Regions from separate parts of the Mus musculus genome. Here region 2 is linked to region 1. The links are chromatin loops, found by intact Hi-C in ENCODE. Cell type or tissue: left cerebral cortex. All regions are shown on one strand. Each heading gives the region's core, and the rest is flanking DNA. Links, peaks and the distances in the headings are about the cores only. Region 1 overlaps Cep112 (centrosomal protein 112). Region 2 holds the start of Gm39440 (a long non-coding RNA gene).

Region 1 (15,760 bases), core at 5,730-10,729:
AAAAGTCAAAAGGTAAAAATGACATATCTCTAAGAGAGATTAAATGTGGCTTTGATAGTGTGAACCCAAAAGGAATGCACAAATATCTATGGCCACTGGACTCCAAAAGGGGGAAAGCTTCTAAAAAAGACAAACTAGGAAAATTACTCAACTAGAAAAGAAGGAAAACTCAGGGAGCCTAAGGATAACACAGAGCCAGTGAGAAGAGCCATGTGCTATAGAGAATTGTTCCCAGGCCTTGAAATGTGATGAGGGAACACCTAGCATTTGCCCATCTAGATTTCAGAGTTGTTAGACGCCAGTGACTCCTTTGTGGCTCCCACAAGGTTGCTTGTAGGAAATGTCTACTGAGGAAACATCTCTCATCATTGTATCCTGGGTGTGTGGAAAGGTATGTCTCCAAGAAGATATAATGTTCAATACATACACAAAAAAGATGCTACCAATCCCAAATGTCTATTAGGGAATATAAATTACAACCACAACAAGATATATATCCTACATATATTACTATCTACCCATAAAAATGGATGCCTTTACTCACCTAGTACTCCTGGTACAATTCTATATTATAAGAAACAGCAAATCTTTCCAAAGTGTTACATATATTTGGAGACTTTCTAATCAAAACTCTCAACAGAGGTATGTATAGAAAAAAATAGAAAGTGAACTAAATTGTAAAATTTATATTGAAATGGAAACAAAAATTGCCTGAGTGTGCTACTTTGAAAAAGAATAGCCCCATAAACCATATATTTGAATGCTTAGTCACCAGGGGATGGCACTATTTGAAAGGATTAGAAGGATTAAGAGATTGGGCCTTCTTGGAGCAAGTGTGTCACTGGGGAATGAGCTTTGAGGTTTCAAAAGCTGATACCACACCCAAGCCTAGGCTCTCCCTCTGCCTCTGCCTCTGCCTCTGCCTCTGCCTCTGCCTCTGCCTCTGCCTCTGCCTCTGCCTCTGCCTCTGCCTCTGCCTCTGCCTCTGCCTCTGCCTCTGCCTCTGCCTCTGCCTCTGCCTCTGCCTCAACATCCACCTCTCTCTCCCTCTCTTTCTCCCTCTCTCTTTTCCTGTAGAGAGGATGTAGCTCTAGCTACTGCTCTAGCACTATGTGTGCCATGCTGTCAACCATGATAATCATGGACTAAATGTCCAGTTAGTTGCTTTCTTTTATAAGAGCTGCCTTGGTCAAAATGTCTTTTCACAGCAAAAGAACAGTGACTAAAAACGCAGGTAATCTTGAAGAAAAAGACAAGGCTACAAATGGTAACAAAATCTCTGGAATTGTTTTAAAGCCACACTACTTAAAGCACTACAGCAATTTTACTTTGTCTCCAAGGTGATTCTAGATCCTATAAAATTGAGGAAGAAAACCAACATTGACCTGTGACCTCCTCATGCATGCAAACATACATACATGTATGGATATACATCTGCCCACACACACAAACACACAAAAGACACAAATCTTGTCCATAGCAGCAGGTAGAGCTATAGCTCAATCAATAGTGGAGCACATTTCCAGCAGGTAGTAGGACCTGGGTTCAATTCCAAGCACTATAGCATTAACATAAAGACAAACAGAAAAATCTACAGGTGAGAAACAACCCACACAAGTAAAATTCCTTGATTCCAAAAAAACAGCATTAAGCACAGCAATGAGGAAAGAATAGCTTTTAAAAAAACAATTCCAGATCAAATGAAAATCTCTGTGACAACTCAGGAGATTAGCTATGATCCCTACCCCATACATATATCAAGTCTAAACTTATCACATATCTAAATAAAAAAAGAAAAACCAAGATAGTTTCTAGAAAATATCACAGATAACCATTCCCATGATCTCAGGGAAAATCTCAAATACAACACAAAAACAGACACCACTAACAAAACTACATCCCACGATGATTGTTCAATGGATAGTTTAATACTCTCCCTTAATGTAGTTGAATAATTAGGCTATGGGGACTCTATGCCATGAGTTGGTTTGTCCTTATAGTAGGAATAGATTTGCTATAAAACAGCAAGTTTAGATCCCCTCCTTCTCTCTCTCTCTCCCCCCTCCCTCTCTCCTTCCCCTTCTTACATTCTATCACGGATGACATAGCAAAGCAGCTCTTTCAGGGTGCCAGCATCTTGACATGACATATGTCAGCCTTCCAGAATTGTAAGCCAATAAGTTCTGTTCCTTACACTATCTAAGCAAACACGGTTGGTCAAGGCAACATCAAATGTAGTAAGAAGCTCCCCCCATGAAGATGAAAATGCAGCTGTCAAGATTTAAAGGAATTTGTGTTTGGTGTGGTGTGGTGCGGTGGTGTGGGTGTGCACATCTGCAGTACACACACGTGCCAATGCAGAACTGGCATCAGGTGCCTTCCTCTGGTGCACACCACCTTATTTTCTGAGGAAATGTCTCTCAGTGACCTTGATCTTACCATTGACTACACTGACTGGCCAGCAACCCCCCAGGGGTCCATCTGTGTCCACCGCCATCTGTCTCCCCACCACAGCACCCCATGGTGTGTACATTACAACACTCTCTACAAAAACCTGACTTTCTCTGGACAGGTGCTAGGGATCAACTCAGCTCTTCATGATGATGCAGCAAGTGCTTTACCATGAAGCCATCTCCTAGGCCCTGATAGGTCCAATTATCATATCCAACAAAACCTTCATAATCTGAATTAATAAAGACAAATAAACAGTAGGAAAAGACAATTTTTATGTATAGAATAAAAGTAAAGCCTGGAGCAAGAATTTCACAAAAAGAGGAACTTCAAATGATAAACATGAATAAACTGTTCGATGTCTTTAGGGAGAAAGGACAATGATAACTGAAACTACATGTCCACAACTCCAAAACTACTAAAGTTAAAATAAAAACTAACAAAGTATGAGCAAGGATGAAAACATCACAATGTTTCAAATCCTGCTAGTGGAACTATAAATCATTATGACACCTTAGAAAACCCTTTGGCACTATCGAAGTCAAAATACGACCCAAAGCATACAGGCAGACAGGAACTGGAAAGACTGGAAAGGAGTGTTCACAACAGTACTGTCTGTAGTAAATAAAAACTAGGAATAATCCAAATGTTTAACAATGAAGAGCAAATATAGAGAAACAGTGATATATTCACAAAGTAAGAAAAGATCCATTGCCAAGTATAACAACTCAGAGCAAAGGGAGCTAGAAACTAAAATGAACATATTATATGAGGGTTTTTGTTTGTTTGTTTGCTTGCTTGTTTGTTTGTTCTTTAAAGTTCAGATGCTGGGCTGTGATGCCGCACACCTTTAATTCCAGCACTCTGGAGGCAGAAGCAGGCAGATCTCTGTAAGCTCAAGGCCAGCCTGGTCTACAGAGAGAGTTCTAGGACAGCTAAAGCTACACAGAGAAACCATGTCTCAAAAAACAAAACAAAACAAAGAAATAAGAAAACAACAAAAAAAATTCAGACTAATCTCTGGTGAAATAATGCCAGTAGTGCCCACCTTTGGAGAACCAGTGATATATGACTTCATGCAGTAGAGGGGTTGGTCAGGACAGCTGTCTGTGATCTGTGTCTTGGTCTGGGATGTAATTGTATAGAAGTTCTCATTTTGTGAAACTTCATCAGGCTTTATAATGTGATGTGTCACTCTGCATGTGCATTATATTCTGTGTGCCCTGTTGTATATGTACACTTTGGTCTTAAAAGTTTACTGAGATAAAGAAGTAACTATAGATAAACTCTTAAGGTGACTAATCTGAAAACAGTAAGAAACAAATCTCAATATATAGTGTATGAGAAGAACTGACGAGGAGGAGATTGGAGGAAAGGGAAGAGGGAGTTTAAAAGAAGCAAGGACAGGATTAGCATGAACACAGGCCAGTGTTTTCCTTCCTCTCAGGGCTAAAGAGTCAGAACATGCTGTCACTGGGCTTAGAGCAGAGCAGTGTTAGCTCTTCCATTCCTCTGGAAACTTCCAAGGCATGTGGATGGTACAAACTGGGGCTTATATACGTGGCACAGCTGTAAGCCACAGAATTACCTGAATTACAAGTGATCAACAGCTATAATGAGTCCTAACTTTAGATGCATGTCATTTCATTCATCTGAGTAGCTGTCTAATATTATCATACACCATCTGCTTCTTGAATATACTGCAAAATAAAAATTTACTACAAAATAAACAGCAACAATTTTTAATACAGTATTTAATACATCTGAATGAATCTGGAAGCATCAAATAACATTTTTATAAAAAGTAGCCACCAATAACATGTGTATTTTAAAAGTTTCCAAGAAAAAGTTATTAGAAATAAAAAGGAAAAGCTAAAGTTAAAAAGTAAGATGCTTCACCCCTCACTGAAGACTATGACCTGTGACAGATTCTGGGAGAGAAGTGTCACTGTTCTTATAGTAATAAGAAAAAGCTACGAGTGTTAGAATGAGTGATAGCCCACTCACAGCCTGCCAGCAACCAGGAATAAACTTAATGGCTGCCTCAGGGTTAGACTGCGGTGAACAGTAAAAAGTAAACAGACACTGTGACCAAGGCAACTCTTCTAAGGACATTTAATTGGGGCTGGCGTACAGGTTTAGAGGTTCATTCAGTCCTTTATCATCAAAGTGGGAACATGGCATTGTCTATACTGGCAGGAATGGTGCAGTAGGAGCTGAGAGATCTACAACTACATCTTAAGACTGCTAGTGGAAGACTTGCTTTCAAACAGCTAGGATGAGGGTCTTAAAGCCCATGCCCACAGTGACACACCTACTCTAACAAGGCCACACCTCCTAATAGTGCCACTCCCCGAACCAAACATATAGAAATCATCACATTCCTCTCCCTGGCCCCCATGAGATTGCTATATCTAGCCATTGCATAATAAAGAAGTGCATTGAATCCAGCTTCCAAAGTCCCCAAATTCTACAGCAGCCTTAACAGTGTTAAAAGTTCAAAATTCAAAGTCCCTTCTAAGATTCATCCAATCACTTAACTGTTATCCCCAAAGCAATACAGGGAACCAGCCGCGCAAACTCCAAACTCTGTATTTCCATGTATGATGTCAAAGTGATCTTCAGATCTCCACTCAATTTTCATCTTTGTTGACTGCAACAAATTTCTTTTTCCTGGGCTGGTTCCACTCCCTGTTAGCAGCTTTCCTCTGCTGGTATCCCACAGCTCTGGCATCTTTGACATCTTTGAGTCTCCAAGTCAACCTCTGCTTCACAGTTTCTTGTTCCAATGTCTGGGATCCACATATGATCTCTTGTGCTCCTCTAAAGGTCTGATGTCATTTCTTCAGCTCTGCCCTCTGTAGCACTCTAAGCTCAGGTTGATCCACTCCATTGCTGCTGCTGTTCTTGGTGGTCATTCCACGGTACTGGCATCTCTAAAACTTTGGTGTCTTCCACTGCAACTAGGCTTCACCAGTAGCCTCTCATAGGCTCTCTTCATGGCACCAAGCCTCAACTCCTTTGCATGACCACTTCAGTACTGGGACATCAACTACAACTGAGGTTGCACTTTCACCAATGGCCTCCCCCTGGCCTTTTACAGTGCAAAGTCTCAGCTGCTCACCATGACCCCTTCATGCCTTCAAAACCCTTTCCATGTGGGTGACTCTTACTCATCACCAAGTACTGCTGCAACATGAGGTTTAACCTTAGCTATCTCTAGAATACAGCTTCTTTGTCCTCTCAGAAAACACTTCCCAGAGTTCACCTCAGTGATTCTGATCTCTTTTTAATCACCACTAATTTCTTAGCTCCAGCTAATCAGCATCAATTGTCCCAGTAGTCCCTTCTGTTATGGACTCTAAAGCCAGAGACATGTGGCCAAAACTGCTGAGTTGTGCTGCATGCTGGGGCTGGAACATGTTCCCCCTTATCCTATTACCAGCTTTGTTTTCCAACTTCCTTACTGCCTAAGCTTGGCTGCCCTGGAACTTGCTCTGTAGATTGACCTTGAACTCAGAGATCTGCATGGCTCTGAGATTAAAAGTGTGTGCCACCATGCCTGGACTTAAGCTTTTCTTCACTAGAACTTGCTCTGTCCCAGGCTGTCCTTAAAAATCAGATATCTAGTTGGCTTTGTCTCCTGGGATCAAAGGTGTATACCACCACACCTAGATCTAATCTTAGTTTTGTGGGATCCTACTCCAAAGGCCCACCCCCTTAATCTGTTATCTTCTAGAACACAGGATTCAGCTCCATTTTACTTCCTGGTGCCCCTTCAATACTTGCACCATATATTTTGTATTTTTCCTTCCTCAGCTTGCTCCTTTGCATTAAAACACTCTTTGTAAGAGTGAACCACACAACAGAATTTGTACTAGGCTGTCTTGAGACTTTCTTTTTCAAAGAAATTAATCTAAATCTCTTAAACTTACACTCAGGCAGACAAGGGCAAAAATCAGATACATTCTTCACCAAAATACAACAAAAACAGTCTCTATGCCACATACTGAAATTCTTCTGCACTGAAATCTCATAGGCCGGGTCTGCAGAGTTTGAATCACTCTCATCACACAGTCTCCCATATTCTTTTTAGGATAGACCATTAAGCCCTACTTAAAGGATTCCACTGTTTTCTAAAGCTAAAGTCCCAGAATCCCCATTCTTCCAAGCAAAAGCATGATCAGGCCTATCATAGCAATACCCCACTCCTGGTACTAATTTTGGTCTTAAAATTTTACTGCTGTGAACAGACACCATAACCAAGGCAACTCTTACAAGGATATTTAATTGGGGCTGGCTTACAGCTCCAGAGGTTCAGTCCACTAGGCAGGAGCATGGCAGCATCCAGGCAGGCATGGTACAGACAGAGCTGAGAGGCTGAGAGTTCTACATCTTCATCTGGAGGCTGCTACCAGAATACTAGCTTCCAAGCAGCTAGGATGAGGGTCTTATAGCCCATACCCACAGTGACATACCTACTCCAACGGGACCACACTTCCTAATATGCCACTCCCTGGGTCAAGCATATACAAACCATGACAGTAGCAAAGAGAAAAATCATCAAGATAGGAGGAGCCTGTTGTTAAAATACATTTCAGCAAAAGGGGGAGGAAATGAAGGAAAGAAATGAAGGCTAAAGATAACTAAAATCTCAGTATTTACAAATATAAAACTGTCAAAAGATGCTTAGCAAAGTCAGAATATAACCTGGTTCCATAAATATATTTCTTGTTCCCTATGTTAAAACAGCTTAAAATACAAAGTACCTTTGACACACCTTTAAATTAGCATGTTTCATTTTTGCTCTGGCTTACAATTCCCAGTTGCCTTAAAATTAAAGCTTGTAATACATGTGTAAGTATAGCTGCTTTTTCAATTGTTATAGAAAAAATTTTTAAAAAACAATATCTTAATGGAAGAAGCTTGTTTATAAGAAAAAACAATGTTATAAAGCTTTTTTCATTAAAAAAGAAGCAAAAGAAAAATATGACAAAATCTGACTTAGTTGGGGAACCTAATGCATGAGCACATTTCACAGCTGTTCTGTCTCAGGGACTAGTTACTGCCACTTGCCTGCACTGGTAAATCCTCAGCATGACATTTAGCTTATTCATAGTGAGAACTAATGAGAAGTGATTTGATGATTACGGGACAGTTTTCACTACTTGTTATCATAGCACGCTTATAGCAAGAGCTAAACAAGATACCATCAAAGGTGTAGTCAAATATCAAAGTATTCATATTTATTCAATACCAGTTGTTTTTTTCTCAAATAAATTAACGAAAGGCTGTCTTTTTGTTAGGGACAGGTTCTCAGAAGGCAGAGAATGACCAGTGAAGAGCAACACGGCACTGCTCTTGGGTGATCATCAACATAGGGGACATCCAAGAACAGCACAGAAGCAGACAAAAGGTCTCCCCTCACCTAGCCAGCTCTTATCACAGAACCCAGTCCTAGAACTCATGCCCCCACACTCTACCTGGACAGAAAAGATGGCAGCAGTTCTCCACACAGCTCAAGCTCTGTGATGGCTCAGCAGAAGACCCAGGTCTACAACTGCAGTGTCCGTCATAGTGATCACTGGTCTCATACAGCCATTTATAGCTACCAGAATGCAAAATTTTATAGTTCTCAGCCTTTTGGACAAAATTAAGCACAGAATGCAAAGTCAAGCTCCTCAACCTCATTTCAAGTGAGTAACAGCCATGGTGAGAAACACACACTGCATTGGAAACACAGCTACAGAACGTTACCACTCTTACCAAAACAAAACGTCTATTGGCCACAGCTACAATCAAATGTATCATTGCCCAAACACTGGTGGCACTCTTAGATGACTATTCCTTTATCAATAATACATAAGAGCCTCCACTATGTGAATCCTAGTCACACTCATGCCAACAGTCATAGATTCTCTAAGAAAAAGGGTACTTACTAGCTTCCTGCCAAGTCCCTACTCCCAAATCAGGCGACAGAGTATTTATAGTATGTCATCTCACATAGAATGGAGTTTGACAAAGAAAAATATTCCACTGCTATTTTGGGGTAACAAAGACTAAAAAACCAAATTAATAATCTTCAAATAAACAAAACAAAACAAAAATGTTCAAATAGATTAGGCAACAAAGCATGTTTTCATTGTACTCGAGCGCCCTCTGCTGGATGTGCTGGTAACCTGCATGTGCAAAGGAAATTCTAGCTACACTGGGAGACCTTTTTAAAGGGCACAGAGAATATCAGCTTTCTACCACAATACATTCCTGAAAACCACATATGAAGAGGATCATTGTAAAGCAAAGCACATTTTCCATAAAGACAAACTATGACTATATTCCTCATTCCAAACTAAAAGCTACCATCAAATAGGCTATGGAAAACCCTCATGAAAGCAAACACACAAAAACTATAGTCCCTTGTAATCTTTTAAAGCAGGGTAATTATTCTCCGAGTCCTTTCTTATAAGCATGAATACATATATAATTTAGCTGACCCAATAAAAGTTAAAAGATAAGTTCCAATTGATATAAAATTAGCCTAAATTTGATACGTTGAAATGTATGCATATCATGTTTCAACAAAGCTACAAGTTTTAAATAATCTAGACTCCTTATAAAATGATACATAAAGATATCTAAAGAAATACATTTTCCCCAATAAACTGAAGTCATCTACAATAGGCAGAAGTGATGTTCTTCCTCCATTGACCATCCATTCAGAGGCCAGATTTTAATAAACTTGAATCCCCTTCAGTCTCTGCCTTAGGGTTACAACTGTGATGAAACAAAACACCATAACCAAAGAAATGTGCTCAGCAAAGGGTTTATTCTATTCAGCTCACACTTTCAAATCACTGTTCATCATCAAAGGCAGTCATAACAGAAACTCAAACAGGTCAGGGACCTGGAGGCAGGAGCTGATGTAGAAGCTATGGATGGATGCTGCTCACTGGCTTACTTCCCCTGGCTTTCGAAGCCTGCTTCCTTATAGAATCCAGGACCACAAGGCCAGGAATGGCATCACCCACAATAGGCCGGGCCATCTCCCATCAATCACTAATTAAGAAAACGTCCTAATATAGCAGCATTTTCTCAATTGAGATGTTCTCCTTTCAGAAGACTTTAGCTTGTGTCAAGTTGATATAAAACTATATATCCAGCGCACCCTCTAACTCTTCTTGTACAGCTTTTAATTGAAAACTTTAAATAATGTAATAATATTTTTATCAAGTGAATTACCTTCACACAGGTATAAAGTATTTTATTCTAAAAAGCGAAGTAGTAAGGCTGAGGGGATAGTTTAGTTGGTAAATTTCACACTGTACAAATACAATAGTTTGATGGTGCATCCCAACCACCACACTAAAAACCTGGAGAAACAACACTGAAATCCCAAGGTTTTGGAAGCAGAAGCAGACAGATCTCAGCATCTTACTCGCCAGCCAGCCTAGCCAAGCAGTGAGCTCCAGGCTCAGCAAGAGACCCTACTTTAGTGAGAAACCCTGTCTCAAAACATAAAGTAGAAAGGGACTGAGAAAGACAGCATCCACCTCTGGCCTCCACATGCACAAACCCACACATGCACATAAACATGTGCATACATCCACACACACATACAAAGCCAGCAAAAGTAATGACCAATGTTTAATTAAACTCTCCAATAAAAAAATAAATGGTATTAAATAGGTATTCTTTCCATCTTGTTCTATCTCCGATTCCAAGTGTACCTTGGAGACAAACTATCAGATAACATCATATTTCACTGAATAATACTCTTTTTTTATAAAGCTTCAAAATCTCTTTCATAGAATTGTAAGAATGCAACCTGTTAGCTTTATCTTCTCTTTGAGAAAGAACATGAAAAAACACAGAAATGACATGAAGTGGTGTCTACACATTCCTCCACAGCTGCACATGCAGGTACAGCACAGCGCACCACACTGTGTTCCTTGTATCCTAGAAAGTGGGACTAACGAATTCCCTTGCATAAACATGCCTACAAATCACCTCTTAAAACCTTTCCCCAGTTTGGAGGCCGGGGATGCAGAACAGTTGATGGAGTGCTGGCCTAGCATGCAGGAGGCCTTGGGTTTGATCCCCAGGAGGTGGGAGCAAGAAGATCAGAAGCTCAAATTCATTCTCAGCTACTTAGCAAGATCAAGGCCAATCCTTGACACATGAGCTCCTGTTTCAAAAACAAACAAAATAAGAACCACAGCAACCTCTTTTGATAGTGTGCAGTTACAAACAGAACCCCCCCCCCACCAGTGTCAATTTACTTTAGTGGAGAATACAAGCAGGCTTCTAGAAGCTGAAAACAGTTGATGACTAGTAGATTTGAGACTCCTTAGGAAGGACAGTCAAACTATGACAAGTGAGTCCTTGAATGAACTGGGACAATGGCCACCATGCCACCAACGGGAGTAGCCACAGCTGATACTCAGTAATTCCTATGTTGTTTCACTTTATCCTGACACTGAGTTCCATACAACCTCATCTTACAACATGATGGCACTCGAGTTTAGAGAAATTAAGTAATTCACCTGAGGACAGTTGGCTGCCAAGTTATCAGAAGTAGGATTTGAACCAAGGCAAACCAGAAAACAACTAAGGACAAAGGAATTTGTCCAGATTTCTGGGGTGGCACCAGTAAATCACAGACAAAGGGCTGAAGAGGTGGCTCAGTAGTTAAGAGCACAGGCTCTTCCAAAGGACACAAGTTCAATTCCCAGAACCTACATAGCAGCTCTTAACCACATATAACTATAATCCCTGGGAATCTGACTGGGGACCTCTTCTGGCCTCTACAGGTACTGCATGCACACTGCACATAAGATATGCATACAAGCAAAACACCCATTCACATATTACCTGAACACTAATTTTTTTAAAAAAACAAATTTTCTATGATTTCTACCTAAGCTATTTGTAGATAAGGGTATCCTAGAAACACAACCCATTCCAATACCAGTCACTGCTGAGGAAGCCCTGTGGGCTCCTGAGGCTGCTTCTACCTCCACAGATACAAAGAAGTGATGCTGTAATCTCCCAGGTTTATATAGAGGAACAAACCAAATAATTAAAAACACATCCAGAACAGTACCTAAAATAGATAAATCGGCACAAATGGCTCTCCTGGCTTCCCTGCTTTAACAAACTAGAAAACAAGTGGGATTCACAATATATGGAATGCTTGCTCATCAGGAAATGTTCATTCTTATGTTTAAGTCTCCACACGGGTTTGTTACATCTACAGACATGTTTGTTATATGGTTAAATGTGTTAATTTCAGCACAAATATTAGAAATTTGTATGCCCAAAGCTCTTAAAAAGTTTAGTATTGTAGAAGACAATTTGACTGTATGTATGTATGCATGTATGTATATATGTATGTATGTATGTATGTATGTATGCAACATGTATACAAAAGGTGGTTTGTATACATACACACAGACACATACACAGACACACACTTACACACAGACACACACACACACATACACACACACAGACATAGACACACATAGACAGACACACACACACAATGTCTTTAAAACACTTCTACACACAAGTGTTTTATACCCCTACGCACTTTTTAGAACTTTATATATCTTAAATATCTTCCCAAGATAGCCCATATACACCATTTTAAATCATCATACAACATATTAAATCAACAAATAATCCCACAATAGAGTCATCTTCTAGGAATCCATTATAGTCTAAAACACATGAAGTGTGTACATCTATTCTTGATACTATAACTGATGAATTAGTATCTTTAAAAGCTGGGCCAAACTAACAGCCAAAGTTGTTTACCTCCATATTATCTCATGGAAATCATATTTTAAAATCCCAACCACTATCCTGTCTGTGTTTTAATTCATACCCATGTGTTTGCTACCTTTGCTTCTTCTGCCTCCTGAGCAAAACCTGGGTCTCTCCACACAGCCTGCAGGACATAGTAGTACTTCCTCTTAGAATCTGAGTGACAAGCTCTTCTTAAAAGGTAGCTGTCTCCACATCACCTTATTAGACTTGATTAAAACAAATCCCAGGTATATTTCAACTCAAGATACACAATGAGCTAGGTAGGTATTAAGGTGTGAATCAAAGCTTTCTTTATAATAATAAAGAATACAATTCTGTATAGTTTTTAAAACTATGTGTCAGTGGTTTTGAGACCTAAGTAAAAAAAAAGAGAGAAAGTTACAGAGCAGCCCTAACACTTTGTAACTTCTTACTCCCATGGGCACAAATGTGAGGTATCCATTTGAGAATAGTATGTGCCAAACTGTCTCTGGATTACTTCTCCTGAGGAAAGTGGGAAAGGAAGAACATAAAAACCCTTGGCTTTTCCTTTTACATACGCTATGCTAAGGCTTCCACAAGTATTCACAGCTTTTTACACTAAGATTAAGTCTGCATCCATCATGTATGGCTACACAAGACTATCAATAACCGAGGAATTTTAAACACTATACACATATTTTCTCATACTTCTGTGGAAGTCTAGGAACAGCAGGGTAGGCCCTCTGTTTATGACCTCATAAGCCCTCAACCGTAATTTGCTGAGAGCTATGTTTTCATTTGGAGACTCAACTATAGAAAGACCCACTTCCCTGTTCCCATGATTCTCAGCATTCAGTTCCCTGTGGCTACATGAATCATGAAGGCTACTTCTTCAAAGTCAACAAAGGCTATGGCAGTAAGGCCATACTGACACATAAGAAAAATCACAGGAATGACATCACCATTGCCACATTCTATTGGTTAGAAACAAGTCACAGGCCCTGCCCATGTCCATGAGGAGGAAATTATACAAAGAATATCAGGAATCAAGTTCTGAGGGCTACCTTAGAGACAACCCATCATAAAAACAAGGCGATTATCAGACCTTGATGTCTATGAGCTCCTCAGAAATATCTTATAGTCATAACCAGCTAAAGTCAAATACAACTAACTACAGTATTTCTTTGGCAAGAAAAAGCCAGATACTAAATACAAAAATGTAATAGCAGAATTTTAATAATAATACCCATTTAGTTCAGTGGGTCTTAAAAGAAAACACGGGTAATAATGTGAATGTTACCCCCCAAAAAATATGAAAAAAGCAATAAGGAAGAGCCTGAAGAGTGACTATTACTGGAGCTTTGAGTGTAAAATACTAAATATACTAATGCATGCTGCATTTGGGGAGACAAAAAGGAAGCATGATAATAAGAGCTAGAATGTGGCCTCGTAATCCTTCTAGGGAGTGCGAAGCGCGGCTGCTACAAGCCTACAAAAGAATAAAGGTAAAGGAAGGTGTCGTCCCTCTGAATAGGGACCCTAACAAAAAGGCTTCAAAAGGACTCTGCATCTTTAATAATATAAAAAGGCTAGGGCACAAACAGCATAATCTAAAATGCCATTAGAAATGCTTCACATACAAAAAGGTCTAAGTAAAGCAGGGTTTTATAAAGTGATCAAAAAAGAAACACTAAGGGGGAAAAATCTTTTAAGATTAAAGAGGTTTTTCAAAGGACAAGTTGAAGTGGCTGTAAAATTTATGAGGCAGCATTAAACTTCAGTTCTAAGTAACAATAAATTATTCACTATAAAAACATACATGTGTCAAATATTATAAGCCTCTTAAACTTTTTAAAACAATTTCTTACAGAAGTTATTAGATGTAGTAGGTCAACATTAACAGACACCAACTTCTTCGTGAGCACAGTGTGACCACTCGGAGGAAAGGAGCAGGCCGAGCCAGAGGAGCCCAGTGAAAGCGGCCTGGTGGGCTCCTCAGTCCCTTCTGAGCTCAGGCACAGCAGAGTCAGCCTTCAAACCAATCTTTGTAACTTTAGCCAAAATAAATATTAGTTTTAGTTTTTAAATGTCTCCAGTATGTAAAATGATAAATATCTGTTAGGTAATATTTGTGTGGATTAAAGCGTAAATAACATTTAAATGCTAAAATAAATCAGGCCATGGTTATTAAAGGAGTGCAGCATACTGAGGCGTGCCTTATGACCCTAAGTGGCCATCAGCCTCACGACACTGCCTTTGGCACGTGCTCTCCGGCTCCTTCAGTGCTGTGTTTCACAGTGTGTACAGGCAGCTTTACAGTGCATGGCTGTGTGTCCCCCACCATTTTCTAAAGTCTATCCTCCCCTCTACACTTTCTAAAAGTTCAATTTTAAAATTCTTTTGAACAATGACATCCGCTACAATACGCCTACCTTAGAAGGTCTTTCTGCACAGTGAATTAAATACGTAGCAGTGACTAATAACCTTCATCCAAGCACACATGTAACCCAACCGAATACAATGACTTGGGAAACTTCTAACATGCTTCCATTTGCTATGAGAAATTGAAAATAAATCACAAATATGAGAAACACAACTCCTACCTTAAGAAACTGGACTCTACCACAAAAGATAGACATTAAGTATTTGCAAAGGGGGGGAGTGCACCACAGAGACATGTGGGGCGCGGCCTTACAGGAAGAAGTAACAGTGTCACCAGAAATGGCTTGGATGCCAGACTTTTGTGAGCCTGTGAGGCTGTGAGGATGGAGGATGGACGGGATTGATGAGAATCAGACAGTCAGCTTTTTATTTGCTTAACGTTTAATCAATAACATGCCTGTAATCAAGTAACTATTTTTCATTAAAATTATTTAAGTTATAGATAGTGGTGATGGTTAATTCATGTTACATGGATGGGATTTGGAATGACACAGGAGATGTTCTTCTAAGCATATCTGTAAAATGATTTCCAAAGAGGCTTAACAGAGGGAGGCTCTACCAGAATATGGGCAGTGCATCCCATGGGCCAGGCTGTTGAGCTGAGTAACAGGGAGAAAGGTAGAAACTTGTCCACATCCGCAGTGTGAGCGACACCTCAGGTTCATGCTAACATGCCTGCCCTGAAATGACAAACTCTAACCCCTCACACTGAACTAAAACAAGCCCCTCCCTCCTTAAGTAGCTTTTCTCAAATATTTTGTCCCAGCAGTGAAAAAAGGTAGCTAATACAGTGGGCCAAAAAACAGATTACTTCTTAATGTGTAGATTTTGTTATGTTTTCATTTTGAAGACAAGTGACTGGGTGGTACATAGATTTGCACTGGGGCTAGAGAGAGTTCAGCAGTTTAGAGTTCTTGCTGCTCTCCCAGAGGACCCTACTTTGGATCCCAGAACCTAAATTGGGTAGCTGACAACTGACAGTTACTACAGCCCAGGAAATCCATCTCCCTCTTCTGACCACCTCCATGGGCACCCCACAGATGCCATACATTCAACAAAGACACACACACATAAA
Region 2 (15,760 bases), core at 6,875-11,874, 770 kb before region 1:
AGCCAGGGGCAGGAAAATAAGGGCTAAGGTACTTAGAATCATGGCCAGCACATCAGAAACACTCAACAAATTTGGATTGCTACCTTGTCACCACCAAAATCATCATCCTTACCATCACTGCTACTAACATCATTATCACGACTATAACCACCATCACCATCACCACCATCATCCCAATCACCATCCCCATCATTTCACCATCATCACCAGCAGCAGCAGCATCATCATTATCATCCCAATCACTGTCACCATCAGTACCATTCCCATCGTCATCACTATCATCACCATCGTGGTCATCGTCATCATCGTCATCGCCATCACCCTGTCACTACCATTGTAACAATCCCTGTTACCATCACTCTCCACCACCGTTCCCACCATCTTCACCATCCGAATCAACTTTCCCATCACCTCCACCACCATCTCTACCGCCACCACTACCACCGTAACAGAAACAGCCTCATCACCACCGCCATCACCATGATCACCACTACTACTTTTACCACCATACCGATTACACTCCCTGTACGCTTTGTGGTCTCGAAGTAAGCTGCTGCTTCCTTCTGTCAGTGCTGTTCAACACGGTGACCTGTTATTCTTTTGGTTTATGTATAAACTGAGCCACGCTTAAATCGTTATCATCCCAAACCGTCTTAGCCCTCTGCTGCCTCCGTGTCCTCTGTGATCTCTAGACAGCATTAGGTTATGTTTGAGGTATTACATCCTCTAGTTACAGCTTCTAAGAGAGGACTCATGAGTAACAATGTCAGGACCAGCAGACCTTCATCTCCACAATCTATGGCTGAATCAAGGGTCAGTCCCAGTAGGATGGTCTTGCGCTAGACTGTGTTCAGTGGGATGACTAGCTAAAGAAATGACATGGTCACCTAAGTTGTCTTTTATGGGACCAGCTTTACTTGCTCTTGGAGAAGAGGGGGAGGGGATGACAGGAAGAGACTGAAGGGGGCTGGGTCCTTGCATTCTGAACTCAGCCACCGGTCTTTGATTTCTCAGCTAGATTCTAATGGAGCAAGAATGAGTAGGGACGCTGAACCATCTGCCTTGTCTTCCATTAAAAACTCTGTGATTGTGTCTTCCTGTTATAATGTGCTGCCTCATTTCATGCTCCTGCCATCCCTCTCTCTGTTTCCACGCACAACAATAAAAAGAAAAGCTGCTCGCACCAGTTCTAAACCAGGTTCTACTTTGTCTGTGTTCTGTTGCATTTCTGCGCTCTTCACTTGTCTTGCACGCACGCCACTGCTTGCTGCTCGTATCATTGGTAGAAGGTGCATGGCCTGGAGAGCTGGGTTACAGAGTTCAAGCTCAGGCCTCCATGGGAAGGAACAGAGTGGAGACTCACGGTTTCCTGTGAGAAAGAGCTAGGGGAGAAAAAAAATATCCTGCACCAACCAGGAAAGTGGTCATTTGCCCAGAAGAGACCATCTCAGGCCAGGTAAGTGATGGAGGGAAGACAGCGGCCGACTTCCTTAACCTGTCTTGTCATTCATTCTGAAAGGGAGGTGACTCTAGGGAAGGAGTGAGATGGGGAGGAGGGAGAGAGGGAAGGGAAGAGGAGGAGAAAGGAGCAGTCAAGTCACATGATCTTGGTTAAGTCCCTTTGTCTCCAGGAGCCTCAGGGTTATCTGTAAGGTGGGGTGATCTCAGGGGTTCATGACACATTCCAAGGCAGAGAGGTTCAAATGCACTTAGTGGGTACCTTACCCTGCCCCCCTCCTCTCTCCTTTCTCTCTTAGTTCACTTTCCAGGACATAGAAACCACACAGGCAATATGATGGCAACACGTGTTAGTAGGGAGAGCAGGGGCTTTTTGGGTCACACACCTAGGCTCAGAAGCACATTTTGTCATTGTCTTCATTTTCTATTGCTGTGTAACAAATGAGATCATTCCCCACAGCTGTCCTTGAGTCTAGCTGACTTTACACCGGGTCTGGATTGTTTGAATGACCTCAAGACCGGGCCTTACTCTGAAGCCGGTAGCCTCCTGCCCAGGGTTCAGGCAGCCTCCTTCAGTCTTAAGGTCTGAGCAAAGCCATCTGGGTGGTTGCTGCAGAGAAAGTTTGTTCCTTATTGTAGTTCTTTCTAGGCCTCTCTTGGAAGCAGTAGTGGTTCCGCTGCTCCTAGGATACCACCCACCTCTCCTTAGGACTTCTGTCTATGCCAGGCTTTCCCGTGGTAAATAACTACAGCAGGCCTTTAGAAGGGACCCAGCAGCCCACACCAATTGACCCTTGTGGCCTACAAAGGAAGAGGTGACAGTGAAGAGCCCAGTGAAATCTCAACTTTAATTTTCTTGCCCAACTTGGAAAAGCTCCTTTGGGTTCCTGGAGCTGAAGAGATGCCACACCCTCCCCTTCTGCCCCCACACTCTGGACTCTGGGGCCATGATGGCCGGGACAATGAGATCCTTCCTGTTTCTCTGCTGAGTCTCAGAATCACCTCTTCTTGTAGCACTGCTTCGTTCCTGTGAGCGCCTCAGGTTTTACACACAACCTTCCACCCCCCTCAGTTTCCCCTGCCCAGTCTGAGGGGCTACCTTGGCAGGTGCTAGGATTCCAGCCCCTAAATCTTTGCCAGGGTGGACACAGGTGGGTGTGGTCTCAGGCATGGAGGCTCAGCAGGGCACTGGTTGCAGGTCTCCCCATTTGCACTGGCTAGTTAAAGTTAAACTGTTGATTAAATGTCTTTGGGTAGGGATGGCTCCATGGGAAAGCATTAGCCTAGCATGGTTGAAGTCATGAGTTCAATTCCCAGCAATGCACACACACACACACACACACCAAACAACAACAAAATAGTGTCATATGCTCCAGGTCTGAAGTTATGGTCATCAATGAAGAGATGTCCTGGGGTAGGAAGGACAAAATGCATCTGGAGACTTGATTTGAGGGGTAATCAAGTTTAGCTTGGTTACACTCCAGCATCGCAGGACTGGAAGAAGGTCAGTTTGTGGCCGATGGATCCTGGCAAGAGGTCTTTGTATGGCTGACTGTGTCACTGTCACAGGTACCTCAGGGTAACCTTTTCAATCAATCCCTCCAGGAGGTGTCCAGAAAAGATCAACATCATTGGGAGGAGATTGATTTAGATGAGAATACTCTGTAAGGAAATCTGGTTAGATGAGGATAGCCCATCAACCCTGGTAGCTGGAAGGAGATTGGATTAGATGAGATGTAGCTTGTAAGGAGCTTGAGTTAGATGAGGATAGCCCATCAGCCCTGGCAGCTGGAAGGAGATCAGATTAGATGAGATGTAGCTTGTAAGGAGCTTGAGTTAGATGAGGATAGCCCATCTTGAATTAGATGAGGATAGCCCAACAACCCTGGTGGCTGGAAGGAGCTCGAGTTAGTTGAGGTTAGCCTGTCTGCCCTGGTGGCTGGAAATAAGACTCCTAACTGAACTTCCTTTTTTCCTTTCCCACAGCCAGGTCAGCACTTGGCTCCCAGTCCTCACCTGGCCGTGTATACAGGGACCTGCGTGCCTCCCTCTCCCTCCAGTCCCTTCTCACCATCCTGCCGCTCCCCCAGGAAGCCCTTTGCTTCCCCGAGTCGCTTCATCCGGCGGCCCAGCATTGCCATCTGCCCCTCGCCCAGCCGAGTGGCTTTGGAGGGTTCTTCGGGACTGGAGCCCAAGGGGGAAGCCAGCTGGTCTGGCGCCAACTCTGGGCCCTCAGTCACTGAGAACAGAGAGCCCTCTGCAGACCACTCAAGACCCCAGCCCAGGGCCCCTCCCAAGGCCCGTGCAGCTCTGTCCCTTGGCAGGTTCCTGAGACGGGGCTGTTTGGCATCACCAGTTTTTGCCAGGCTCTCACCCAAGTGCCCCTCTGTGTCACACGGGAAGGTGCAGCCTCTGGGGGACATGGGCCAACAGCTGCCCAGGCTGAAACCCAAGAAAGTAGCCAAGTAAGAAGCTGAGGGCCTGGTGCTGTGTGCATGTGGACAGAGGGTATGGGTGTGGGTGGGGACTGTGGCTTTGTGGTGATGACAGAGACATGGGGATGAAGTGAGGATTGTGGGGACCAGTCACACGTAGCCTAACCATAACCCTAAGTGAATGAATGCCACCCTCAAACCCAGTCCCATCACCTCTCCCTCTTCCGTCGATAGGAAAGAGGCAGGAATCTTATTTCTTTATCTGACCATTCTCCTTCACATACCTGCCTCACCCCAAGACTGCTAGTCAGGTAAATCCACTGCATTTGCAAAGGGCCCCAGCACTAACCACAGGCCATCACGTCCCCAGGTCATGATTCCCCAGGGACTCCAGCCCTTTCTCATACCATAGGTGTCATAGCCTCCTTGCTCCTCACTGACACCTGCCTGCTCTCCTGAAAGTCCTCAGAAAGATACTTGTCCTTGTGGTGGCTTAAGATCACCGGTGTCAGCTTCCAAGTCTGAAATCCAAGAACCCCGAGTGCCCAGAGGCAGCCACTGTGTGCACTAGAGGCCTAGAGGAGTGTTTGGGAATGCCAGGAGCCTCAGCTGAGAGGCGAGACAGTCGACACAATCCTACATTTGGCCCTACCTGGGTCCAGAGAAAGAAATGGTATGCAGGAGCCTTAGGTTGCTATGGAGACTCAGAGAGGGCGATCTCTTCAGTGCAGTGAGTATGGGGACAGCAGCAAACATTGGCTACTGTCCCCTTCTTGCCTGTGTCTTGAAGGAGGAAGAGGAGGAGGAGGAGGAGGAGGAGGAGGAGGAGGAGGAGGAAGGGAGTTAGGCTCTGTTGCTTCAAGAAATGATCAGGATGAGATGGTTGAGTCTCCTCAGCCGGCCCTGCTGGGAGAATGTTCTAGCTCTGCGGCTACTGTCCCACTTCATATGAGGGTACGGGGTCTTGAAAGGGCTTCCTTTTCACTGTCCCCAAGGGACAGTTTAAAGGGGTTGAGGATTACGTGCTGGCATGCCAACACTACAGGGGCAGGCTGAAGTAATCAAAACCATAAAGACTGAAAAAGCAAAATAAGGCGTATTTGGGATTGCCTTTGATTCAACAGAAAAATATAAATCACAGTCAAAGGAGTCCCCAGAGCCAGTGGCTGCACACGACACTCTGGGTCAATGTCTGTGGCATGCTGGTCCTTGGGACTGTCGGGATCATGTGGGCGTGATTACCTGCCATCCCGCGATCACGTGGGGGGGGTGGTGGTTAACTGCGATCACGTGAGGGGATTACCTGCCATCCCGCGATCACGTGGGGGATTACCGACCCTTCTGCTTCTTTACTGTTTCCTTTTTTTGTGTGTCTGAAGCTTTTTCCAGATCAAAATGGAAATGCCTACAGACAGTGGGACCTGCCTGATGGACTCGGATGACCCCAGAGCAGGAGAGTCTGGTGACCAGACCACAGAAAAAGAAGTCATCTGCCCCTGGGAGAGCCTGGCGGAAGGGAAGGCGGGCTGAGCAGGGCCTTGGGCCGGGAAGATGGTCCTGGCAGACGCCATCAGACGTGGGGCACACTTGCTCTCAAGCCCAAGTGCCCAAGTGCATTAGGATAATATTGGAAGACTGGAAAAAGCGAATGGGGTGTTGGGCAGGGATGTGTGCTCTGGCTGACTCCCAACGGCCACCTTTCCCCTTTCCCTGCCTTTCCCTTGCTTGGCCAGACAGGCATGTGGGCCAGAAGATATCCCTTGCTGCCTTAAAAACAATAAAAGGGTCACCTGGAGAAATTTCTTGGACTGGGGGCACTGGCATATTCCTGGGTTTGTTAATGTTCATAACCTATGACTTGTGAGTTAAACTCATGTCTTCAGTTTTGTGGGCGAGGGGCACTGAGTCACTTCAAAGAGTTCCCTCCCTGTATGAATTGATTTGGGCAGGATGATTTCATTAATTGAGTTCCACGGTGGCAGTCCCTCAGGGTGGCATTGCCCAGAAAGGGTAGTAGCTAGGCCAAGGGTCACTTGGAACACTGTATTCTCTAAGAAGTTCAAAAGACAGGGTTTGTTTGGGGGAAGGTAAAGCATGTGGCCTGCCTGCCTTCCTTCCTTTCTTTCTTTCTTCCTTCCTTCCTTCCTTCCTTCCTTCCTTCCTGCCTGCCTGCCTGCCTGCCTGCCTTCCTTCCTTCCTTCCTTCCTGCCTGCCTGCCTTCCTTCCTTCCTTCTTTCCTTCTTTCCTTCCTTCTACCTTTCCTTTCTTAAATTTATGTGCACATGATGGAACTCTATGTTGGTGCGTGCACACTTGAGTGCAGGTGCCTGTAGAGTCCAGAAGAGGGCGTTAGCTCTCCTGGATCTGGAGTTATAGGCATTGGTGAGCTGCTTCACATAGGTACTTAGAACTGAACTTGGGTTCTCTGGAAGAGCACCAAGCCCTCTTTACTGCTGAACCATCTCCCCAGGCCTTCACCACTCCCATTGCCTTGTCAAAACACCAGCCAAAAGCAACTTAAGAAGGGTTTATTTTGCCTCACGGTTTGTAGATGCTTGTGCTGGAGACATTACAGTGGCCAGAGTTGGAGGCAGCTGGTAGTATCGTATCTGCAGAGAGAGCTGGATGGTAGCACTTAGTGCACCCTCTCTTTCTATTTAGTCCAGGACCCCAACAGTGGTGGCACTGTTTATATGAAGACCCATATTCAGGATGGGTCTTCCTTGTTCAGCTGCACTTCCTTGGGAAATGGACAGATGCAGCAGAATGCTCTCCATCTAATAGACAGTGTGGGTTAACCATCCCAGAGCAGGGCCTGGTTGAGAAGAGAAGGGCTGGTGGTCTGATACAGGGAAGGGTCAAGTTCAAGAGTGTCTTGGACAGGCCACCAGTAGGGCATCCTCAAATCAAAATCTTTGTTCAAGAACTCATGCGGGGCCTGAGAGAGGTCCTACATCTGTCTTCAGCTGTGCACAGTCACTGGCTGGGACGTTCAGGGTTGTTGGAGGGACCTGTGCTGCAGCAGCCATCTTCAGTCATCGGTTCCTTGCAGCAGGGGTGGGAAACACTTATGTTCCTCATCTACTGCACCAGGCTGGAGGTGTGGACCTAGTATGCTCTGCTCGCCTTCCCCATAGGTACTCATCCAGCAGATATTTGCTGAGTCCCTACTGGGTGCCTGGCACTGTGCCAGGTCTGAGGAGATGACAGTAAGATGCTCCATGGATTCATCTAACGGTTCTCAACCAGGTCAATTTTGTCTCCCCCTGTATGTTGGGTGGTGCCTAGAAACAATTTTGAAAGTCAAGATTGGGGCGGGAAGTGAGCCTTGCTACCAGAAGCCAGTAAGTAAAGGCCAAGGATGCTGTTTGATATCCCACAATGCTCCAAACTCCTAACTAAAGACTATCTGTCCAAAATGTGAGAGGCAGCACTACTGAGAAATCTTGGTTCTTACTGGATGGTGAGGAGGGGACACCATAGCACAATCTCTTTGTTCCTCTTCCCAATATGACCATATTGAATAAGTCTCCTTTTTTTAAATTACATTTTTTTTCACCAGCAAAAGAAGAAAAACAAACAAACAACAACTTGGGAGTTTGGGCTTGACTTTGGTTTCTGGCAGCCCTGAAGCATTGCCTCACTGGGTCCTCCAGGGATTGTGGTGGGATCTGACCACATTGTGGTGGACAGAGACTCAGAACTAAATGCAGAATAAAACAGTTCTTGACCTCACATGGGAAGTCCTTAAAGGAGAAGAACTTTTCCTGAGGTTTATTAAGCCACTCATTACGTTGTTTCCTTTTAACTTTCAAGTGCACCTGAATTCAATTAGCAGATAAGAGCCCCAAACTGGCTTTCAGTCTTTGAGAGCTTATCATATGTGAGACATAAAGAGTGGGGCTGCTCAATAATCTTTCTGCACAACAGAAAAATATTCTAAAAATGAATATTGGTCAGGTGTGCGAGCAAAACCTGGGCCTGTCAAGTATGACAGGATAACCATTAATGCTCCATCTCTTTAGGGGCATTGCTGACTTTAGATTCTACCAAATCTCTACCACCAGACCCACAAGACAGTCACTCCTTGCCTTCTGTCATTAAAATCGTGGAGTGAAGGAGGTGGAGCGGGTTTATTTCATGCATGGGTTTGCAGAAGCATCTTAAAATGTGATTGTAGGTGAGGCCAATCCAGGCCCATAGTCTACCCATAGTCTAACCAGTGTGTCTGGAAACAAGGGGACTCGCAAGTCTAGATGTGGATATCTGTCCTTACAGGACAATACTTCTAAGCCTTCACAATCCTGAAGAGAATGAAGCCATTCTGGACCCCCAGGACTAACCACAGAAGGCTCTGGAGTCCACCGTTTGTACTGGTAAAGTCTAGTATAAAGTTCAGTAATAAACAGACCTCAGAAGGTAGGAAGCGGTTCATGTCTGAAGAGTTTCCATCTCAGACATGTAGCTCGCTGTCCAAAGACAGGAGGGTCCAGGACAAGTAGGGTCAAAGGAGAGAAGATACTCAGTGTGTGTCACGTTGACAAAACACTAACCAGCACAAATGGCTTTTCACTAGCTTGGGCTGCATAAAATCTCAACACACCCCGAGAGAGGTTCCGAGTCTCATCCCAGGAGTGGGGCTGCTCTCCTTGCTCTGGAGTCGGCTGGGGAACTGGATCCCTGATGGAACGCAGGGTCTGACTTTTTTCCAGCTGGGGAAATTATTCCACTTTGCTCATCTCTGAGCTATGTTGTGTCTGGAACTGCCTGGGAGCATATAAATGGTCCCTTCGGTAAACTTAGGAGAGGGTAGAGAGGATGAGTTTGCGAGAGACTTCTAGACCTCCATCTTGGCTCGGCCTGCCCATTAGGGGACACGTGGCTGGTACCTCTGGTGTGTTCTTGCTTTTCAGGTCACAGCACAATTAGGGGAAGAGTTTGATCTCAGCAACTAATCCCACTTGCCAGAGTCTAGAGAGATGCTTGTTTTCCTGCTCGTGACAATTACAAACACGGCAAGTTTCTCCAGGGACCCCTAAAGCGATTGCCCCTTTGCCCTCTGGGTATGGGACCTTTGGGCGGCCCATAGAGACCTCTAAATTCCTTGAGCTGTGTGGACAGTGTGCTTATTTGTTAGAAATAAGGGGACTATAAGGAGTCTGTGGTGGCCATGTTTTGGGGTCTCTAGGTCCTGGATGGATCATCTGAGGAGGGTGAGGGGAATGGGGATCCTTAAATACGTCTGACTCAGAGGCCCAGCCTGCCACAGTGGTGTCTGTCCTCACAGTTCCACCAGAAGAGGGAGTCTCAGGCTCACAGATCCCCTAACTCTTAGAGGCTGGGACATCTCCAGGAGAAAGGAAACTTCTTCCACCCTTGCCCAGTAGCGTCCCAGCCTTGGAGAGTTGGGTAGTGTTTCTTTGTATCCAGCAGGAAAACCCTGTACTGAAGACCAACAGAGTTCTCATTCATGGTTGACTTTCCAGCCTGAGGGCTTCATGAGCTCTTCTGTTGAGAAAAGAAGCTGGGGAATTGGGAGAGCCAGGTCACCCAGGCCAGCACAGGGCAACAAGAGTTGCTTTTCAGCCTCTCAGCTGTTGGGAGGGACTCCCTGTATAAGTAAGAGAGCAGGGTGGGGGCACTAATCTATTCTGTTCTTGGGGAGGAGAATTCAGAGTCCCTGCCAAGCCCCTGCATAGGGGAAGTTTATGTACACAGGCGCTCTGGCCACATGTACATATTGCATCTATCTGCCTGGATGGAATATCAGTGACTCCCATGTGTGGGAGTGTGTTTCTGTGAGCCTGGCCGGTACTGGCCTCAGCAGGGACTGTGCAGAGCCCAGTGAAAAAAGAAGAGACCAGAGAACCCCAGAAGATAATAGTTCCTTGGTGGTAAAGCTGGGGCCTAGATGCCTTTGGTGAGCATGAGCCAGAGAGTCTGAGAAACTCACTGATGACACGGTAGCTGAGGTAGCTGAGGTGGCTGAGGTGGCTGAGGTAGCTGAGGTAGCTGAGGGAACTGAGGGAGCTGAGGTAGCTGAGGGTGCTGATGTAGCTGAGGTGCTGAGGGAGCTGAGGGAGCTGAGGGAGCTGAGGGAGCTGAGGGAGCTGAGATGCTGAGGGAGCTGAGGGAGCTGAGGGAGCTGAGGTGGCTGAGGGAGCTGAGGTGGCTGAGGGAGCTGAGGGAGCTGAGGGAGCTGAGGGAGCTGAGGGAGCTGAGGGAGCTGAGGGAGCTGAGGGAGCTGAGGGAGCTGAGGGAGCTGAGGGAGCTGAGGGAGCTGAGGTGGCTGAGGGAGCTGAGGTGGCTGAGGGAGCTGAGGGAGCTGAGGTGGCTGAGGGAGCTGAGGGAGCTGAGGGAGCTGAGGGAGCTGAGGGAGCTGAGGGAGCTGAGGGAGCTGAGGGAGCTGAGGGAGCTGAGGGAGCTGAGGTGGCTGAGGGAGCTGAGGTGGCTGAGGGAGCTGAGGGAGCTGAGGGAGCTGAGGGAGCTGAGGGAGCTGAGGGAGCTGAGGGAGCTGAGGTGGCTGAGGGAGCTGAGGTGGCTGAGGGAGCTGAGGGAGCTGAGGTGGCTGAGGGAGCTGAGGTGGCTGAGGGAGCTGAGGTGGCTGAGGGAGCTGAGGGAGCTGAGGGAGCTGAGGGAGCTGAGGGAGCTGAGGGAGCTGAGGGAGCTGAGGGAGCTGAAGGAGCTGAAGGAGCTGAGGGAGCTGAGGGAGCTGAGGTGCCCTGGGATTCAGCTGATGTGACCCTGTGCTTGTGTGGCCCAGTCCCAGGCAAATGACAGTTATTGTCTGCATAGAATGCATAGGAAAGAAAGGTTGTCAGCAGTCATCTACTGACTTCTATCCCCTCAACTCTATGTGTAGGTAGTTATCATGCAGTCTTGTTCAGCAGGACTTGGTCTCCGGGAGTTAGGAAGTTGGCCACTCACAGATTGCAGATTCATTGAAAGAGCCCCTCATGAATTCCCATGAGCATGCACTTATTCCTCGCTCTAGTGTGGGACAATAGCATCACTGCCCTTATGCTGCAGATGTGACCTCACCACCCATCGGTAATAGAAATTCTCCAATGTCACAACTGCCTGAAACCCCAGCTCTAGGGGATCCAGCACCCTCTTTTGGCGACTGAGGATACCTGCACACATATAGAAAATACACACACACACACACACACACACACACACACACACACACAGGGGTGGGGCGGGAGAGAGAAAGAAAAAATAAAAATAAAAATAAATCTTTTAAAAAATTCCTTAAGCAAGGCATGGTGGTCTGGCAGAAAAGCAGGGAAGAAAGAAGACAAAATACATACATAAAAGAAGCGAAATTGGAAACCCTTCCCCACGCATGAGCAAAAGAAGCTGGAACACTATACAAATGCTGCATAAAGGTCCCAGTCAGAGAGGTGGGAGTGTTGCTGAGTTTCCAATGTTCTCTTTCGGCTCTCATCTGCTCCCTTTCCTCAGAAGCACCCCCTCGTCATACTAAACTGCACTGGGTTTTACCACTCTCTGTAGATCCTTGTCTAATTGTCTCAGGGAACAAGACGTGAGAAATCCCAGTGGCTTCCCACCAATACTGTGCAATCTTACCTCCAACTGTGATTCATGGCTGTGGTCCTAGCACGTGGGAAACTGAGACAGAAGAGTTACCACGAATTTGGGGCCAGCCTGGGCTATGCAGCAAGTTCCAAGCCAGCCACAGCTATACAACGAGACACTAATTTTCAGAATAAAACTTCCTAACGTGAGTGACTGTACTGAGCCATGAGCCAAACTAGATTAGGATGGGCCATCAGAGTACAGCCTGGAACTTTATCTGGAGGGAAGAAGTCAGACACACGGTGGCTAGGAGGCTGTGGGACAACAGACACTTTGATTTCTCTCGTCTTCCACAGTAACTTCCTGTTGTTTAACACCACCTCTTTCGGGGTGCTTCATTAGGGTGGTTCCAGGAAATGAATGCCGTATTCACGTGGCATTGACATCATCCTTCCAAAGGCAAAGGCTGAGTTGTTACCAAGTTTTTGTGAAAACTAACAATGTGGCAGGCAACAAACATCTCTGTTCTTGCTTCTGTGTCTTCCCAGGACAGAAATTAAAAAGAGAGATCAGGAAGTGAGCAAGAACTGGCTGGGGCCGGGCTATAAAAAAATCTCAGAGCCCACGCCTAGTGACGTACTTCCTCCAGCAAGGCTCCACCTCCTTGCGCTTATAAAACCTTCTTACTCCTTGCGGCCAGCCCGGGACCACATGTTAAACATATGAGTCTATGGGGGACATTTTACACTGAACCCACAAGAGCATCTCTGCCCACAGAGGTGACCCAGCTTCAATGGGGGCTCTGGCTGTGGGTTTGCTGTTGTCATCTCCGGTCCCAACACAGTCAGAGAACCTTCATTATGACATCCGTTACGTGGTCTGTTGTCTGTCTCCCAGAGTGTTGCGTCTTTGAGGTTGGAGACTATAAAGACCCCACGGACGCAGAGGAATCTGTGTTTGAGGAGAGGGAGGGGGCATCTCCATCAGTCTCTTTATTCGGGTTCTGCCTCTGAGGCTGCTGGTGCCTCTCTGTATCTTCCCTAGTAATGGTGCCTCTCTGGAGACATAAATGAGATGCCCCTCCCCTCTCCAGTCAGGCCTCAGATGTCAGCCACAAGGTGAGCTGGCCTACCCTCAGAAAATGCTTCAGATGCCTGGGGCCCACCCTGTCCCTTGTTGTGGGGAGTCTCACCTGGAGAGGCTGGCTCTAGGGCTGCTGAGATTGAAGAGACTGTTCTGTTGGTGACTGCTTAAAATTCACGTTGCCATAGCAGCGTGGCATTAGGCCTTGGTGATCCTGCCTTACAAGGCTTTGATCTCAGGAAAGGCAGGGTTTCTTTTGCTCTTTGGCTGGTTCTAAGGGGACACTGCCTTGGGACCAAGCTTTGCCTTTGCTCCAGGGCCCGAGGATCATCCCAGAAACAGAGAGCGGAGGACAGAGGAGCCGCTCAGAAGTAGCCTCCGCTCTGAGGTTCTAATCTGAAGGAGTCAGCTCGAAACCCTTGAGGGCAAGCGATCAGGGTTGAAGGAAGAAGGGTCAGACAGCTCTGTAATGAGGGGATGTGCACATACAGACTGACGAGAGGCAAGCTCAGATGAGGAGTCTGTGTGGGTTGTGAGGAGCAGAGCTGAAGAAGAGAGAGGTTTATAAATACCTGTGGGTTAGCTCAGCAAGTCTCAGCGTCACTAATCATCCAACCCTGGTGGAGAGATGGCTCGGTTATAAAGTTTAGAGTCCTAGCACCAAGGTAAAAAGCTGGATGTGGTAGCATCCGTAATGCAGACTCTGGGGAGGCAGAGACACCAGTGTCAGCCTCTGGTCTCTACATGAATGAACAAGTGCACACATGAGTACAGAAGTCACACACAGGTACATAGGCATACACACACTGACATACATGCACGTATACATACAGACACACACATAGACACACACATATAGACACACACATGCACACACAGAGACATGCACACAGACAGACACAAACACAGAAGACAGACAGACAGATACAGAAACACACACACACACACACACACTGATACACATACACAAAGACACATACACACATGCACACACCAACACACATGCATACACACAAAGACATGCTGAAAAGACACACTGACATGCATATATACAGACACAGACACTGACACATGCACATGTACAGACATACACAGACACATACAGAGAAGCACAGAGAGACAGACAGACAAACACACTGATTTATTCATCCATCCCATACTCATTAGTTAAGGACACACTGTGTGATCAGTAGTGGGGGGGGGGGGTGCAAACTGGCTCTCATGATTCTGACCCTAACCCTCAAGGACTTTTCCATAGCCTGGAGAACTAAAGTGTATCCTAGAATGATACAATACAGAGTAGGATCATTTGCTGGGAAATATAGCAACTCAGAGTGGGGAACAACACCCTGGTGAGGCTGGAGTCTTTACAGGCAAAGTTGGGTTGACATATCAATTACATTGAGAAGAGAGGGAGGCCCTCTGCTTATTCAGAACCATTTGGACTGGACTGGACAGGTCACGAGGAGCCACAGAGGGCTTTGAGCCACACAATGGCTGGTTGGAGCTGTACTTTGGAAGAATGAAGCAAGAGCAGATTGAGGGAGGGACTGAGAAGCAAAGAGACAGTTAGCTCAAAACCGCCATAGAACCAAAGATGGAAGGGACCAGGTGCCGAGACAACCCTAGAGAGGAAGATGCAGGTGAACAGGGTGCGTACTGTGGGCTCTGTGAGCATGGCTCACAGGAAAGAATGAAGTCAGGCGGGGGTGGGGTTGGGGGGACGAGACTGAGTCCTGGTCCACTAGGGAGCGGTGCTGCCCTTCTAAGGGCTCAAGAAAACAGAGAGAAGGAAGTTAGGGAGATTAGAGTTTGTGACCCTGAGCTAGCAGATGCTGAACTGGCTTCCAGGATGGAAGATAAGGCTGGCAGATCCTTGTGGGACACTGAAGGACAGAAAGAATGGAGGAGAGTCACCGGAAGGTTGTGAGGAACTGAGTAGTGATGCACAGAAGTCAGATCGTGAGGAAAGTTGGTGGGGAAGGCCATGGAGGAGAAGGTAAGAGGTGAAGGATAGAGGCTCACAAAGATTCAGTCAAGAATCACCCACTCAGGCCTTGCATGACAACTCATCTCCAGTGGAAAGGATGTCAAGGGGCTGATGATAGAAAAGGCGATTGGTTAGGCACACCGCTGTCCTGTAACCTGCTGATTCCTCCCATTGCCTTGGTACAAGCGGGGAACTGGCAACTCTGCCAGGGATCCTTCCCCCTTCAGGTGAGGAGCATGGCAAGAAGGCGGCTTGCTTTCAGATTCCAGAATACTAAGTACCGACTTGAAGGGAAGTTAACATCAGAAGGGACCTGGGAAAGGGAGAGGAGGGGCAACTATTATGAGTTTGGTTAAGTGGCCTGGAAAGATATCTGCTAGAAGACCCATTTAAGGAAAAGACATTCTGGACCCAAGGAGAGGAGAGCCATTGGGAACACTCTTAAGGGAAAGCCATGCTCGCTGACCTGCAGGGTTGCTGCCCTGTCTCCAGCTACCATGCTGAGACTGGATTGTGAAGGTGAAGTGGAAGTGGGGATCAAGCCAAGAGGCTGCCAGATGCCAGAGTGAGAGATGACGACGATGATGGTGGTGATGATGGTGATGTGACAGACAGGAGGGTGAGTGAAGGGGCAGGGGGTGTGTGTGTGTGTGTGTGTGTGTGTGTGTGTGTGTGTGTGTATGTCCATATGTACCCATGGATATGGAGGACAGAGGACAACTTCAATTGCAATTCCTCAGTTGTACCTCACGTTGTTCGTTAAGAGAGGGTCTCTCATTGGACTGACGTTTGCCAGGTAGTCTAGACTGTCTAGGGTGCCCAAGAATTTTCCTGGCTGTCTCTCTAGTGCTGGGATTGCAAGCATGCACTGCCACACTGGGGTTTTCGCATAGGTTATGGGGGACTGAACTCAAGTCTTCATGCTGGTGTAGAAGACAGATGACCGGCTGAGCTCTTTGCGCTGATGTGGAATCCCTTGGTGAGTTATGGGATGCGAGCATAGGGGAGGTTGAAGAGTAACTCCACAGTTTGGGGGAGGATCAGAGAAACAGACACACTTGATGGCACGGTCCCTTGTGGCTGGTGGGAGTGGGTCAGAAAGAGCACTTACTGAGAAGGGTAGATCAGGTGTTCCCTGATCTCCTGACATGTAGGTCTCTAGTATATACCTAGTAGACAACTTAGTCTAGGGCTCAGGGGAGTCTTCTAGAGTTGAGTGCGGATTGGCTAGAGAGTCTTTAAGGATGTCCTG

The links. Peaks named below come from ENCODE experiments on the same cell type or tissue, not always from the same donor. Only the 100,000 strongest peaks of a DNase experiment are listed, where the experiment ranks them.
Region 2: it touches region 1 in a loop (8-fold over the local background); 2 of 42 quality-filtered maps call a loop at or near these places.

What each region holds. Positions count from the first base shown.
Region 1 is chr11:108,442,835-108,458,594 of GRCm38, reverse strand. The region is part of intron 4 of Cep112 (centrosomal protein 112); the gene reads right to left. Among named protein-coding and RNA genes, the nearest start is that of Cep112, 25 kb to the right of the region's middle. In left cerebral cortex, for the core only: a CTCF peak has its summit at 8,622 (motif pointing left); a DNase peak (open chromatin) is centred at 8,603.
Region 2 is chr11:109,215,289-109,231,048 of GRCm38, reverse strand. It overlaps Gm39440 (a long non-coding RNA gene), which reads left to right and starts at 11,519. Exons shown (of 2, transcript XR_880276.2): 1 at 11,519-12,553. It overlaps Rgs9 (regulator of G-protein signaling 9), which reads left to right. Exons shown (of 19, transcript NM_011268.2): 18 at 3,445-3,923; 19 at 5,273-5,694. The coding sequence ends at 5,423. In left cerebral cortex, for the core only: a CTCF peak has its summit at 9,191 (motif pointing right); DNase peaks (open chromatin) are centred at 9,204 and 11,398.